Regions from separate parts of the Homo sapiens genome. Here region 2 is linked to region 1. Evidence: chromatin contacts called from ENCODE Hi-C or POLR2A ChIA-PET data. All regions are on one chromosome and are shown on one strand. Each heading gives the region's core, a stretch centred on a gene start or an enhancer-like site at or near the end of the contact. The rest is flanking DNA. Distances are from core to core; before and after follow the strand shown.

Region 1 (6,372 bases), core at 2,344-4,843:
ACATTATCGAAGCAATTGACAAAATCTAAATACGACCTGTACACTAAATAGTGTTATATCAACATTAATTTCATGATTTTTTTTTTTTTTTTTTTTTGAGACAGTCTCACTCTGCTGCCTAGGCTAGAGTGCAGTGGTGTGATCTCGGCTCACTGCAACCTCCACCTCCTGAGTTCAAGAGATTCTCATGCCTTAGCCTCCCAAGTAGCTCGGACTACGAGCACACGCCACTATACCCAGCTAATTTTTGTATTTTTAGTAGAGACAGTATTTCATCATGTTGGCCAGGCTGGTCTCAAACTCCTGGACTCAAGTGATCCTCCCACCTCAGCCTCCCAAATTGCTGGGATTATAGGCATGAGCCACTGCGCCCGGCCATGATTTTTTTTTTTTTTTTTTTTTTTGAGACAGAGTCTCACTCTGTCCTCCAGGCTGGAGTGCAGTGGTGCGATCTCTGCTCACTGCAAGATCCGCCTCCCAGGTTCACGCCATTCTCCTGCCTCAGCCTCCCAAGCAGCTGGGACTACAGGCGCCCACCACTAAGCCCGGCTAATTTTTTGTATTTTTAGTAGAGATAGGGTTTCACCGTGTTAGCCAGGATGGTCTCGATCTCCTGATCTTGTGATCCGCCCGCCTCGGCCTCCCAAAGTGCGGGGATTACTGCTGTTATGAATATCCTTGTTTTTTGGGAAATACACAGTGAAGTATTTAGAGGTAAAAGGGCCTCAAGCCTGCAACTTACTATTAAGCAGTTCAGGAAAAAGTAGTAACACACAGGAATACAAGAGAATGATAAAGCAGTGTAACAGAATGTCCACATTTGGAGAATCTGAGAAACCTTTGGCTTATTCTTGCAACTTTTCTGTAAGTCTGAAACTATATCAAAATACTAAAAAAAAAAAATTAGAGAATAACATGTGCATATGAATAGAAATATAGGTAAATTCCCTGGGATTAGCTTCATGATGGTATTTTCCTTAAAAACACAGAGACAAAATGAAGCAAGCCTGCATGGGCGTTAATATTGGTCTCCTCAAAATATGTTTTCCTCACAGAACTTCTGTTTTAGGACACTGAAAAAAAAAGCCGTTTCGAAGGCTCTCTCAAGACCAGCTCATTAATCAAGTTCTACAGAAGCACCAACATAATCAAGCCTTTTTCGCTGCAGATTTGTGCTATTTTTTTCTCAGTGAAAGTCAAAGCCTCCTGACACCATGAGTAGTTGATGATGTTGTGGCAACTTTTCTGGAATACTAAACTGAAAAGGAGCTTTTCATTTAAAAACGAAAACAGGATGAAACAGTCTTGGTGGAAAGCCTCCCCCTCCACTCTGCCTCACTGAACTCTTGAGATGTTAAGCCCTGGGCTGGGGATCAGTGGGGCAGTCGGTCCCACACCGCCTTCAGGTCCATTCCCGTGTGCATTTGAAGAGATGTTGGCTGAGAACGCTCCCTCTTAGGCAGGCAGCTGGTTAAAGGGACTTGCAGGGCTGATAGTTCTCTGTCATACACATCCCATTTTTCTAGTGCTCTACAGTTTACAAATAGCTCTCGTGTATTATTTTATTTCATCCTTCCTTAAAGTGATTTTTTTTTAAAAAACGCTAATATTCAGTTTAACAGCAATACTACAAAATATCCAGTTTTGAAAACAGGGAGGCACTATAATATCTGCCCTTGGTTCTGAATCTAGTTGGGAAACAAGACTTACCCAAGCAGATTAAACACCCTGAGACAGAATAATCTAAATGAAAAAAGTAGCTACATGATGAGTAAGGTGGCCAGGTAAGCAGACTAATTCTATAAGGAGCTCAGTAGAAACACAATGTTTCTTTCTCTTTGAATTTGTCCACATCCATTTCTTTAAGCCTTTTCTTCAAGCCAAACTCTACCAAGCAGCTCTGGCTTCACAGGCGTGTTTACTAGACATCACAGGGAATGAGGCACCGAGAGGCCCGTTCACATGCAACGCCACCCCTGGGACAGACAGCATCACGGCCTCCTGGCACCACTCCTGCAACAGACCAACCACACTGCCCTTCTTACATGGGCCCCATCATTCATCTTTCTTCAAAGAAAACAGTACATTAGCAGTCGACACTTCAGCAAAGAACCCCCAAAACAAATGCCCTAGCCTAGATCCAAAAACAAAATTTCCGTTAAAGAAAGTGTGTTTTTCAACCAAAGAAAAATTAGGCTCAATTCTAGGACAACCTATAGCAAGCAATTCTACGTGCACTGGCCAACGCCAACAGCAGCTAGATTCCAAAACAAACTCAGCAAAAAAGGCTCTGCTCTCACCTTTTAGAGATAAGAACCAGAGTCAGCAAGCGGCAGAACCATGATTCACACCGAAGTCAACCCACTCTGTCCTCAACCCCACTGGCTTCCCCATGGTCCACACAACCCACTGTGAACAGATGGACCAGTCAGAATTTCTCTGCAACACCCAAATCGCCACCCCACCCCCATTCCCTTGGTTTAAATGCCCTGAGGGGCAGGCGACAAATCAAATTCCACTCTTAGGCAGGTTCCCAACACAAGACACATTCAGTGGCAAAGCAAAAGAGAAGATGGGCTCTACCACATATAGGTCTTTCTTACCCAGAGGAACATTTTCATGGTCTGTCATTACGGATGAACTCGGGGCAGGAAGAACCCATCATTATGTAATGTCAGAGGGCAGGCGACAGGGGAAGGGAAGCGAGACCATCAACATTCCCTTCCTTCGCCCACAAAGACACAAATTTACCTCTGACATTTTGAACGTCTGTCTTCTGGGGCCTACCCATTCCTGGCTGGCTTTTCAAGAGACAGCCACAGATCCCTGCACATTTCTCAGGCCTCAATTAATTGACTAGCAAAGCCAGAGAGAAATAAAATATAGAAAGCAAAGATGCTAGAAATGTTGTCGGGGTCTAAAGGCAGGCAGAAAATGGAAGAGTTTCGAGGATGGAGACCAGATTTCCCACACGGAGATGCATGTTTACTTTCACCCGGTTATGTTTCCACCCCAAACACGGCAAGGCCTCCAGCTTCAGGAGCCCGTAGACCCAGCCCTGGAGCCGCATCGGGCAGGCACCGCGTCTGCGTCCCGCGGCCACGCGCCCGCTCGGCACCCGGCTCCCTGCTGGGGCGGCCGCGTCTTCACGGGGCTGGGGGTCGGCCGGGCTCGGATTGTTCTCAAAAGACGCCACCGCAGGTGGACCACTGGCACCGTTAGGCAGTGCAATTTCCATGAAAACCGCGGGCGCCGTCCACATCCGCCCCAGCGGGGACCTGGACGCGCCCCCGCGCCCGCTGTCCGTCCCCGGCCCCGGCCCCCGCGGCGGCCGCGTCGCCTCCTGCCCGGCCCGGCCCACCTACCTGGCGCTCCCCGGCCCCCGGCGCCAGCCGCCCCGCTGTCCCGCCGGGCTGCGCGCCAGAGCCCCGCAGCAGCAGCAGCGCCGCCGCCTGGCTGTGAAGTCGCGGGCTGCGGGCCCGGCCTCAGGTGCTGGTCCTCCTGCCCCGGCCCACGGAGCCCGACCCGGCGGCAAACCAGCAGCGAACCCTCCACGCGCGCCGCAGCCCTAGCCAGCCGCCGCCGCTCTAGACGCCGGGCGCAGCCCCGCCCTGGCCCCGCCCCCTTGTCGCGCATGCGCGCTGAGGGCCCGGCCCGCGCCCTGCGACCCCCGCCCCACTACCAGCCCGAGCTGGGTCCGCCCTCTGAGACAGTAGGGCCGGTGACCGAGCTGCTCGCGCCAATTCCTACTGCTAGGTTCCCACAAGATCCCACCCTATCCTGTGACTGCTTCACCTGCAAGGAGTTCTTGAACTTCTGGACTTGACTGAGCGATGGCATCTTCACCCTGTCATCCACTGAGGCATCTGAGGCCCTGACGGATCCCCAAGGGAAAGTTTCCTGGAGGAGCCGCGACCCGGGGATGCGCCCCCAACCTTTTGCCCTCCGGACAAGAGCACTTCCTGAAGTGCAGACGTACTCACTCCCCAGGAGATGTTTAGGAAACTGAACATTCCAACCAGACAAGCAAAAAATTAAAATCTTAATTCTTTGAAAATACAGACTTGCAAAAAAAAGAAAATTGCTAACCTCTAAGTGTATGTCCTTCCGGACCTGTTCTGGCCTGTGTGCATAAGTGTGCACTAACAGACTTGCAACAGCATCAGTCCTTACACTTTGCCCCAAGTTTCTATTTTTCCATAGACAAAAACAATAATCAGAAGTTTTGGAAGAAAATTTTCACTTTGACTTTAAAACAGCATTTCTCCTTGAGCAAGGGCAAATACTGGACTGAATGTATCCTTATCTTTGAGTCTTCACATTTTATCCGAAAAAAAAATTCTTAAAATGATTTTAATTCAATAAACCAGAATACTTCTCAGGCAGAGCATTTAAACATATAATTTGCTTCAAAAACAAAAGAGATTAACCAGTTAGGAATGGAAATTAAGAATTCTCTGAACTCATTTAGAATTATGTCTGATCCTCCTCATGTCACCAAAATACAGACAATAGTCTGGAATAAAAATAAACAAATATAAAACGAGTTTTTTGGGGAGCCTGAGGCAGGAGCATCGATTGAGCAGAGGAATTTGAGGCTGCAGTGTCAGCCTGGGAGACAGAGCAACACCCTGTATCTCTAAAAAAAAAAAAAAAAAAAAGAAAAGAAAAGAAAAGAAAAAAGAAAAAGAAAATGTCCTAGTTTTAAATTTTTATTTCTTTACTTTTTATTTTATTTCTCTTCTGAAAAGTAACTTAGTAATAAAACAGTTCCCTCTTATTATTTCTCCAGCTAAATGGAAAGAAATATTGACAGAACCTTGACTCCACAGTACAAAGTTAAAGCCAAGAAAATCAAATTTGTAGAAATGCAAAAATATTTTTGCATTTTTTTTAATTACTGTGACCAATTAGTTTGCTTGGAACAGCCCCAGTTTACATCTTTTTGCAGCAAAATTATTAATAGGGCCCTCTTTCACTCTCAAATGTATTCCTGTTCAAACAATAAATTTTATGGCCATGCTGTTTATTTATTTATTTTTGGGATGGAGTTTCGCTCTTTTTGCCTAGGCTGGAATGCAATGGCGCGATCTCGGCTCACCGCAACCTCTGCCTCCCAGGTTCAAGCAATTCTCCTGCCTCAGCCTCCCAAGTAGCTGGGATTACAGGCATGTGCCACCACCCTGGCTAAATTTGTATTTTTAGTAGAGACAGGGTTTCTCCATGTTGGTCAGGCTGGTCTTGAACTCCTGACCTCAGGTGATCCACCCGCCTCGGCCTCCCAAGGTGCTGGAATTACAGGCGTGAGCCACCACGCCTGGCAGTCATAATCAAGCTAAGAAAGTTGTTAAACACTAACTTTTAAAAAAGAAAAAAAAATTAAATTTATAAAGATTTAAAAATAGATATCAGTCTAATTTCAGTATTCATTCATTTAGTACAGTAACACTGAATGAGGATCAGCTTCCAATAACATCTGTCACTTGACTGTTATGTAATTCTGGATAATCTTCAAAGATCAATCACATTTTCAGTGTGGCAAAGAATGAGGCCCTAATTCCACCGTAGAATGAAAATTATCAAGAGAAAAGGGAGCCATGTGTTAGTTAATACTGTAAAAGGAAAATAAAATCTCGGGACCCCCAAACTCACTACTCCAAAGGGAAAAGCTAAGCTTGGGAACTGAATCATGCAAAAAAAACTGCCTTCCTTTTGTTCCTAAAGAGATAGCTGCAAGATAGAAGGCCACATATCTCCCCAGGTGGCCTCCCTCACCCTGACAATGTAAATTAACAGCTTATCGTCACAGGAATGGGACAAAGACAAGCGGAGGAATCATCCTTCCACCCACCCCAAGACAAATGCATATTTGACCTCTTCCTCTACTCTCTGTTTACTTACCTTATGTAAAAATGCATAATTCACTGTTCTTCTTTCCCCTCCTGCCCACTTTTTCCTCTTTAAGTATTGAAGTCCCCAAAACCCTCTTGGGAAAAAGCATAGGCCACAGATCCTACTGATCCTACTGTAGTTTGTGCCTCATTTTCCCAGTTGCATCCTCAACCTTGGCAAAATAAACCTCTAAATTGACAGATCTGTCTCAGACACCTTTTGGTTTACAATATCATGCTATATCTTCCCTAAGCATCACGATGTGATAGCTAAGTATGCTGGTGGTAAAGTATCTCAGTCCTTCAGAAGTTCTCAACATGGGGTCCCTAACCAGTCACATCAACATCCTCCCAGAACTTGCTAGAAATGCAAATTCCCAGACCCCATCCCAGATCTGCTGAATCAGAAACTCTAGAAGTGGGGCCAAGTGACCTGTATTTTAACAAGCCCTCCAAGGGATTCTGATGAACATACTGACTT
Region 2 (6,372 bases), core at 2,798-5,297, 310 kb before region 1:
AAAATTAGGAGATCTCCAAATTAAAATCTGGGAATCTGACCTTTTGTAACAAATCAGAGGATTTGCAACACCAAGAGCATCATCACAGGCAACGACCAGCTTGGATGGGCAGCGGCTGCCCCTGCAGGTGGGTCAGGTGCTCTTCCGTTGGACACAGTCTCCACCACTCCCTGTCGCTTGCTCCTTGCTCCCCATCAGCATAACTGTTTGGGCCTTATAGCATATGCATTTATCACTCCCTACTAGGACGTCCACAACATGAAATGAGAGAACGATTTGGTAAGTTCAACAAAAGGCATATTATGCAGCCACCATACATTCTTTGTGGAAAGAGAAGTGGCATAAATCAATTCATAAATTATCTCAAGTTGTTTCCTCTGGAGTCCTGGGCTGGCTGTTGGATGAATTCATCTGTCTTCTAGCAGATGGACAAGAAAATTGAATTGTAGTGGCCCATCAGGTGTCGATCGCAGCCTCTGGGTCCGTGTAGGTGAGCCCTCACCACAGAGAGAATGAGAGCTGGCTCTAGGACGGGGTGTTGATCTGTGCACAGCTGCCCGGGAAAGGGCCTAGAGAGAGGAGCTATGGGTCCTGCACTGACATCAGCCTTGAACATGAGGCTGGCGTGGCAGCGGCGGCGGGGTGGGGGGGGACATGAATAATTCATATCGCAACCAGATTGATGCTCAGTGAGCTTCAATAGGAATGAATTACCTTGTGTGCATTTCCTGCCTAAATGTCAGTGTATCTTTTCACAAGCGCCTGGGACGGGTTTATGAATAGGTGCATTCTCTGATGCCTCTGCTTTAGGCAAGGCAGTTTCAGAATCTTGGCTGAGTTTCCAACTTCTGACTTGCTATTTACAAACTGTAATCATAAGATTTCAAGTGACACATGACTGAAAAAAAAAAGCCCTTACTCAGGAGAAATCTGGATGGAAATGGAACAATGGTTTTGAATGTATCTGGATCATGAAATGAAAGTCAGGAGGCTTGAGTGTTCTGCTGAGAAAAAGTGATGGGGGAAGAACATAAACATGTATAGGACACTTACTGTCTTGGGAACTTTATGGGTGTTCTCATTGTTAACATCATTTAACAGATGAGAAAAACAGTTCTCAGACATTGCTGCTAACAGAAATTCAATGCAAGCCACATTTGTAATTTAAGATTTCCTAGTAACCACATTAAAAAAGAGAAAAATAAAAAAGAGACTGAAATTAAATTTAATGGTATATTTTATTTAACTCAGTATATCCAAAATGAACATTTAAATATGCCATTGATATAAAAATTACTGATGAGATATTATGCATATTTTTTCAAAACACGTCTTGGAAGTCCAGGGCATAATTCACTCTTAGAACACATCTCATTTCAGACAGCCACAATGTAAGTGCTCAAAAGCCGCCAGGCGTGGTGGCTCATGCCTGTAATCCCAGCACTTTGGGAGGCCGAGGCGGGCAGATCATATGAGGTCAAGAGTTCGAGACCACCCTGCCCAACAGGGTGAAATCCTGTCCCTGTTAAAAATACAAATATTAGCCAGGAGTGGTGGCAGGCGCCTGTAATCCCAGCTACTCGGGAGGCTGAGGCAGGAGAACTGCTTGAACCTCAGGAGGCAGAGTTGCAGTGAGCCGAGGTTGCACCATTGCACTCCAGCCTGGGAGACAAGAGGGAAACTCTGTCTCAAAAAAAAAACAGACAACAATAAAAAAAAACAAAACAAAACACAAAAACAGGCAGCAGCTCTGACACATGCACTTCAAGCTGCATGGCCTTGGGCAAATTGCTTAACTCCTCTGGTCCCCATTTCCTTATCATAATGTTGAGGAATGATATGTCTTCTCAGTTCCTCCTCGGTCATAGGGTAACAGACAAGCACGGCACAGTGGTCACTGTCACACAACAGCAGGGGATCTATGGGTGCAGGCAAGTGGCAAGATGACATATGTGAAATCATTAAAGTTGTATCTCAGATCCAGATGACAAGGATTGTTAAAGGCTGTTTGCATAACCATATTCAATTTGGGGTGATGCAGAAGGGGTATTCAGGGTCTGGTCAGCTCCCACGGGAGGCTTCCTACAACCTGCCAGGCCTTCACCTGGGCAGGCAGAATGCTAATGCCACCAGCTAGGAGGATGTTCTCAGAGGGACGGAGGAGATGGCAGCTTCTCCAAGTTGATCCCTCAAAACCATGACTTCTCTGAGATTTGTGTCTCAGGCACTCGTTTGCAATGACTACTGTAGCAAAATGACTAGGCACGTGCAAAAATGCTGCATCCAGCTTGTTTGAACAATTGCAGTTGTTCAATTTCATTCAGACCAATTAGGCTATATTTTTAGTATGATTATTCAAAGCATTGGTACTCCTTAGACAAAATCTTAGCTAACAAAAGTTAGCTGGAATGAAAATTTTACAGAAAGTAGAATATCTTTGTTACCAAAGGGAAGTTTATTTTGATAAAATTAAAAAGGCCAGGTACAGAATAACATGCAACTTAAAACTATCACGAGTGGGACAGTGTAGACGTGAGAAGAAGATGCCTTTGGGGCCAATGGGCCTGCATTCACATTTTATTTTTGCCACCCTTTTCTTTGGTGACTTTATTACCTTTAAAATGGGAAAGATACACATGTACCTTCCAAGTTACAGGACGGATTTACATTCTTGGCACCATAAATATTAGTTCCTTTTTTTTCTACATCAGTGAGAAAGGATGTGGTAAAACAGGGGGAAAAAAAATAGGCAAGGCCTTTGTGTTTTTGCTTTTTTTGTGGTCTAATTTCTTTTAACAAATAACAGTTGTTTTTCTGATTAGGAAAGTAACACATTCATTGTAGAACACTTGGAATATTCAGAAAAAAATGTATTTTTTTTTAAATCGCCAGTAATTCTACCACCAGAGATAAATACTATGAATGTTTTTGTTTGCACTAAGCACACCTATGTGATTGGGATAATATTATTACCTAAAGTGTTGTGTTCCACTTTTCATGCATGTGCTCTTTTTACATTCTATTTTATTTTGAGACAGGATCTCACTCTGTCACCCAGGCTGGAGTGCAGTGGTGGCATCACAGCTCACTACAGCCTCAAACTCCTGGGCTCAAGCAATCCTCCCACCTCAGCCTCCCAAGTAGCTGGGACCACAGGTGTGCACCAACACACCTGGTTAATTTTTTGTATTTTTTGTAGAGACAGGGTCTCACTGTGTTGCCCAGGCTGGTCTCCAGCTCCTGGCCTCAAGTGATCCACTTGCCTTGGCCTCCCAGAGTGCTGGGATTGTAAGTGTGTACCACTGTGCCTGGTCTGTACTCTCGTTTTTAAAAAGACTCCTCAAAAACGTTGGAATTTTCCTTATTTTAAAAATACTGTTGAAGAACATAACTTAATGGTTATATAATAATATTTCACTATATTGCTGTACCATGTTTTATTTAGTCCTATTTTTGGACAGCTAGGCTGTCTCCAAATTTTCTCAATACAGAAATTCTACATAATATTCTTGCACACAAATTTTGGTCCACATCTGTTGACGTCTTTAGGATAAGTTCCTAAGAGTGGAATGAGCAACTCTAAGGGTTTTTTAAGTGGTCCTGACTTATATTGCTAAATTACTTTTCCAAAAGATTATGGTAGTTGATGGCCCTACTATGAGTGAATGGTAATTTTTGTACCGTCTGGTCTCAGAACCAAACCATCAGCTACATTTTTAAAATAATGAATTGAGAATGGATGAATTGTAGGCACATATGGGGGTTCTATTTCTCTTTCTATGGGACTCTAGGTATGATTTTCCCATTTTTGTAATTAGGATATACGGCTCCAGGAAATTGAGAGTGAGCCAGATAGTTTCTGGAGAAGTCAACTGTACCGAGGCCAGGAAACACTAGTCATCCCTGAGGGTCAAACACAGTTATGTACTAAGAATGAGGAAGTCCCACACAAAGTGGCAAGATGCTGGGTTAGCCCACAGTCTTAAGAGGGAAACCTGTTCCAGACATGACTTCCGCCCTTGGCAGATGAGGCTTCTGGTTGCCTGCCAATTATAACTAGCTAGAAACAGCATCACGGAGAAACAGTAAAGCAACAGCAAGGTGGCGGCTGGAGACTCGGGCATGAGGCCCAAGGCCAGGAGAGGAGCAGCGGGTGGGAAAAGCCTGAAGGAGGGGCTGGGTCTAGACCAGCTAGCAATCCCACAGCAGCCAATAGCCCAGCCTGCTGGAGAAGAGATTTCTAGAAATGCAAAAGTTTTCACATGCAACCACGAAAGCAGTTCACGGGCGTTCCTGGCACTGTCAGGAGGAAGTCAGGATCACACAGGGTGCACCTGGAAAGCAGCTGCCCTCCCCAAGTTTGACCTGGGCTAGCAGCTGGTACTGCCATGTGGGCTCTGGGTTTTATGAAGTTGCAACACCAGAACCAGGAATTTGGGGAAGATAAAATAGAAACAGAGAAAATATTTATATTTATTTAGACGAGAGATGTGCACAAACCACAAGCCCTGGAGATGCAGGGCGTCTAAACCATTGCCATTATTTCAGTAGCTTTAGGAGAGTTCGCAAGGTAGCTAATGATAAGAAACAGGAGAAAATCATTCTCCAACCCTCACAAACGAAAATGTCTGATCCGAGCACCCGTGGCTGTCTCACTGCTTAACCCTTCCAAAGAATAAACATGAAGTACTCTTCAGTATGGCTATGGGAAGAGCACATCCTGTTGCATTAGGAAACTTTAATTACTAAGTTTGATAAATCAAAGGTTGTCATTTACATGATACATCTTAACTTCAGCAAGAGGTTTAAACTCATCTCACATAAATCACTCAACAACCAGAAAAATACGGTCCTGATGTTGGCATGAGAGAACACACAAAGAATGTTTTCAAAGGCTGATCTTGGGCCAATATAGCTTAAATTTTCATCAGTGATGATAGAGGAGGGTGCAAGAGTAAATGAATAAAAGAGACAACCCAGTATGGGGTTAAAACAGTAACTAGCCATTGAAGATAGGGGGAAGTGAGGGGTAAGTCAACAGAAATCAGTAGTATAGACATATAGAATGAAGTTTGATAGCATCACTTGCCTTTAAAAATGAACAAATTAAGAAAATAACAAATGGAGTGAACACACAGCCTAGTAAAACATTCACTGTCTGGAGTCTCCAAGAATAAGCCACCCTAGGAAGCTAGGTTTCCCATCTGAGAAACCTTAAATAACTAATCTTAGGTTTCATCCATTCGTAATGGAAAGTTTTCAAGAATGTGTCACTCATTTCTCTGCTTTTTTAAAGAATGTGATGGGCCGGGTGTGGTGGCTCGCACCTGTAATCCCAGCATTTTGGGAGGCCGAGGTGGGTGGATCACCTGAGGTCAGGAGTTCAAGACCAGCCTAACCAACATGGTGAAACCCAGTCTCTATTAAAAATACAAAATTAGCTGGGCATGGTGGCACATGCCTGTAATCCCAGCTACTCGGGAGGCTGAAGCAGGAGACTTGCTTGAACCTGAGAGGCAGAGGTTGCAGTGAGCCGAGATTTTCCATGGAGTAAATTTGCTCCATAACTTGTATACGAGAATGATCTAGGGTGCCTGTAGGTTCAGGCAAGTGAGTAGCTAGATTTAAAGTATGCCATACTTTAAGAGTTACATCAGGAGTGTCTAGCAATAAAGCCTGATATTTTAATGAGTCCCCCTGTCATCCACTGGTGTCTTTTAGTTTCTAGGACTCCTTGTACTTGGTGTGGGGTTAAAACCTCCAGATGTTGTCTTAAAGCCAGTTTATTGTTTCATCTACTAAGGCAGTTGCTGCAACTGCCCTGAGGTATCCAGGCCATCTTGAAGTGACATGGTCTAGTCGTTTAGAAAAATATGTCACTGGTCAGGGAATAGCTCCCAATTTCTGGACAAAGACACCTAGGGCAGTGCTTTGTTTTTCAGTCATATAAAGGAAAAGCGGCTTATCAAAATTAGGGATCCCTAGGGCTGGGGTTGATCCCAATTTCTCCTTGAGAGTTTTAAAAACCTGTTCACAATTACTATCCCATTCAAAAGGACCTACATCTGCTCCTTTCAGAGTCTCATCAAAAGGCTTGCCTATATGCCCAAATCCAACTACCCATAAAGAGCAGAATCCTGCCATCCCTAGGAAAGTCCACAGGTGTTTTCTAGTTTGGGGTTTTGGAATGTCCAAGATAGTTTCCCTTCATTCTGGTGTTATTGTCAGGGGTTGGAACTTATTCTGAGTATTTAATCTCTTGAGTTGAAATCTGGGCTTTGTGTGGTGAGACCCTGTACTTACTAGTTCCCAGAAAGTTTAGTAACTGAATGGTATTTTTGTCCAAGTTTCTTTTAGTTGAGCTAGTAACCA

The links. A loop is a pair of places that touch in the nucleus more often than their neighbours do. ChIA-PET counts read pairs that join two places held with the same protein, here RNA polymerase II (POLR2A). Pooled maps may share reads with other maps.
Region 2: a loop to region 1 is called in a pooled map, with 2.7 times the contacts of the local background. The contact joins the enhancer-like site here to the promoter of INPP4A in region 1. A Hi-C loop is called at or near these places in 1 of 168 maps with a recorded cell type or tissue (naive thymus-derived CD4-positive, alpha-beta T cell) and 6 of 50 pooled maps. POLR2A ChIA-PET finds 5 or more read pairs at or near these places in 3 of 52 experiments (CD8-positive, alpha-beta memory T cell, T-cell and activated CD4-positive, alpha-beta T cell).

Annotation. Positions count from the first base shown.
Region 1 is chr2:98,442,079-98,448,450 of GRCh38, reverse strand. INPP4A (inositol polyphosphate-4-phosphatase type I A) reads right to left here and starts at 3,593. Exons shown (of 25, transcript NM_001134225.2): 1 at 3,366-3,593. RefSeq lists a silencer at 3,124-3,763.
Region 2 is chr2:98,755,911-98,762,282 of GRCh38, reverse strand. It overlaps LINC02611 (long intergenic non-protein coding RNA 2611), which reads left to right. Exons shown (of 4, transcript NR_126337.1): 4 at 1-1,220. Among named protein-coding and RNA genes, the nearest start is that of LINC02611, 13 kb to the left of the region's middle. Within about 2 kb of position 4,047, at least 27 of the 41 ENCODE cell types and tissues checked have a DNase peak (open chromatin) inside an H3K27ac peak, as active enhancers do.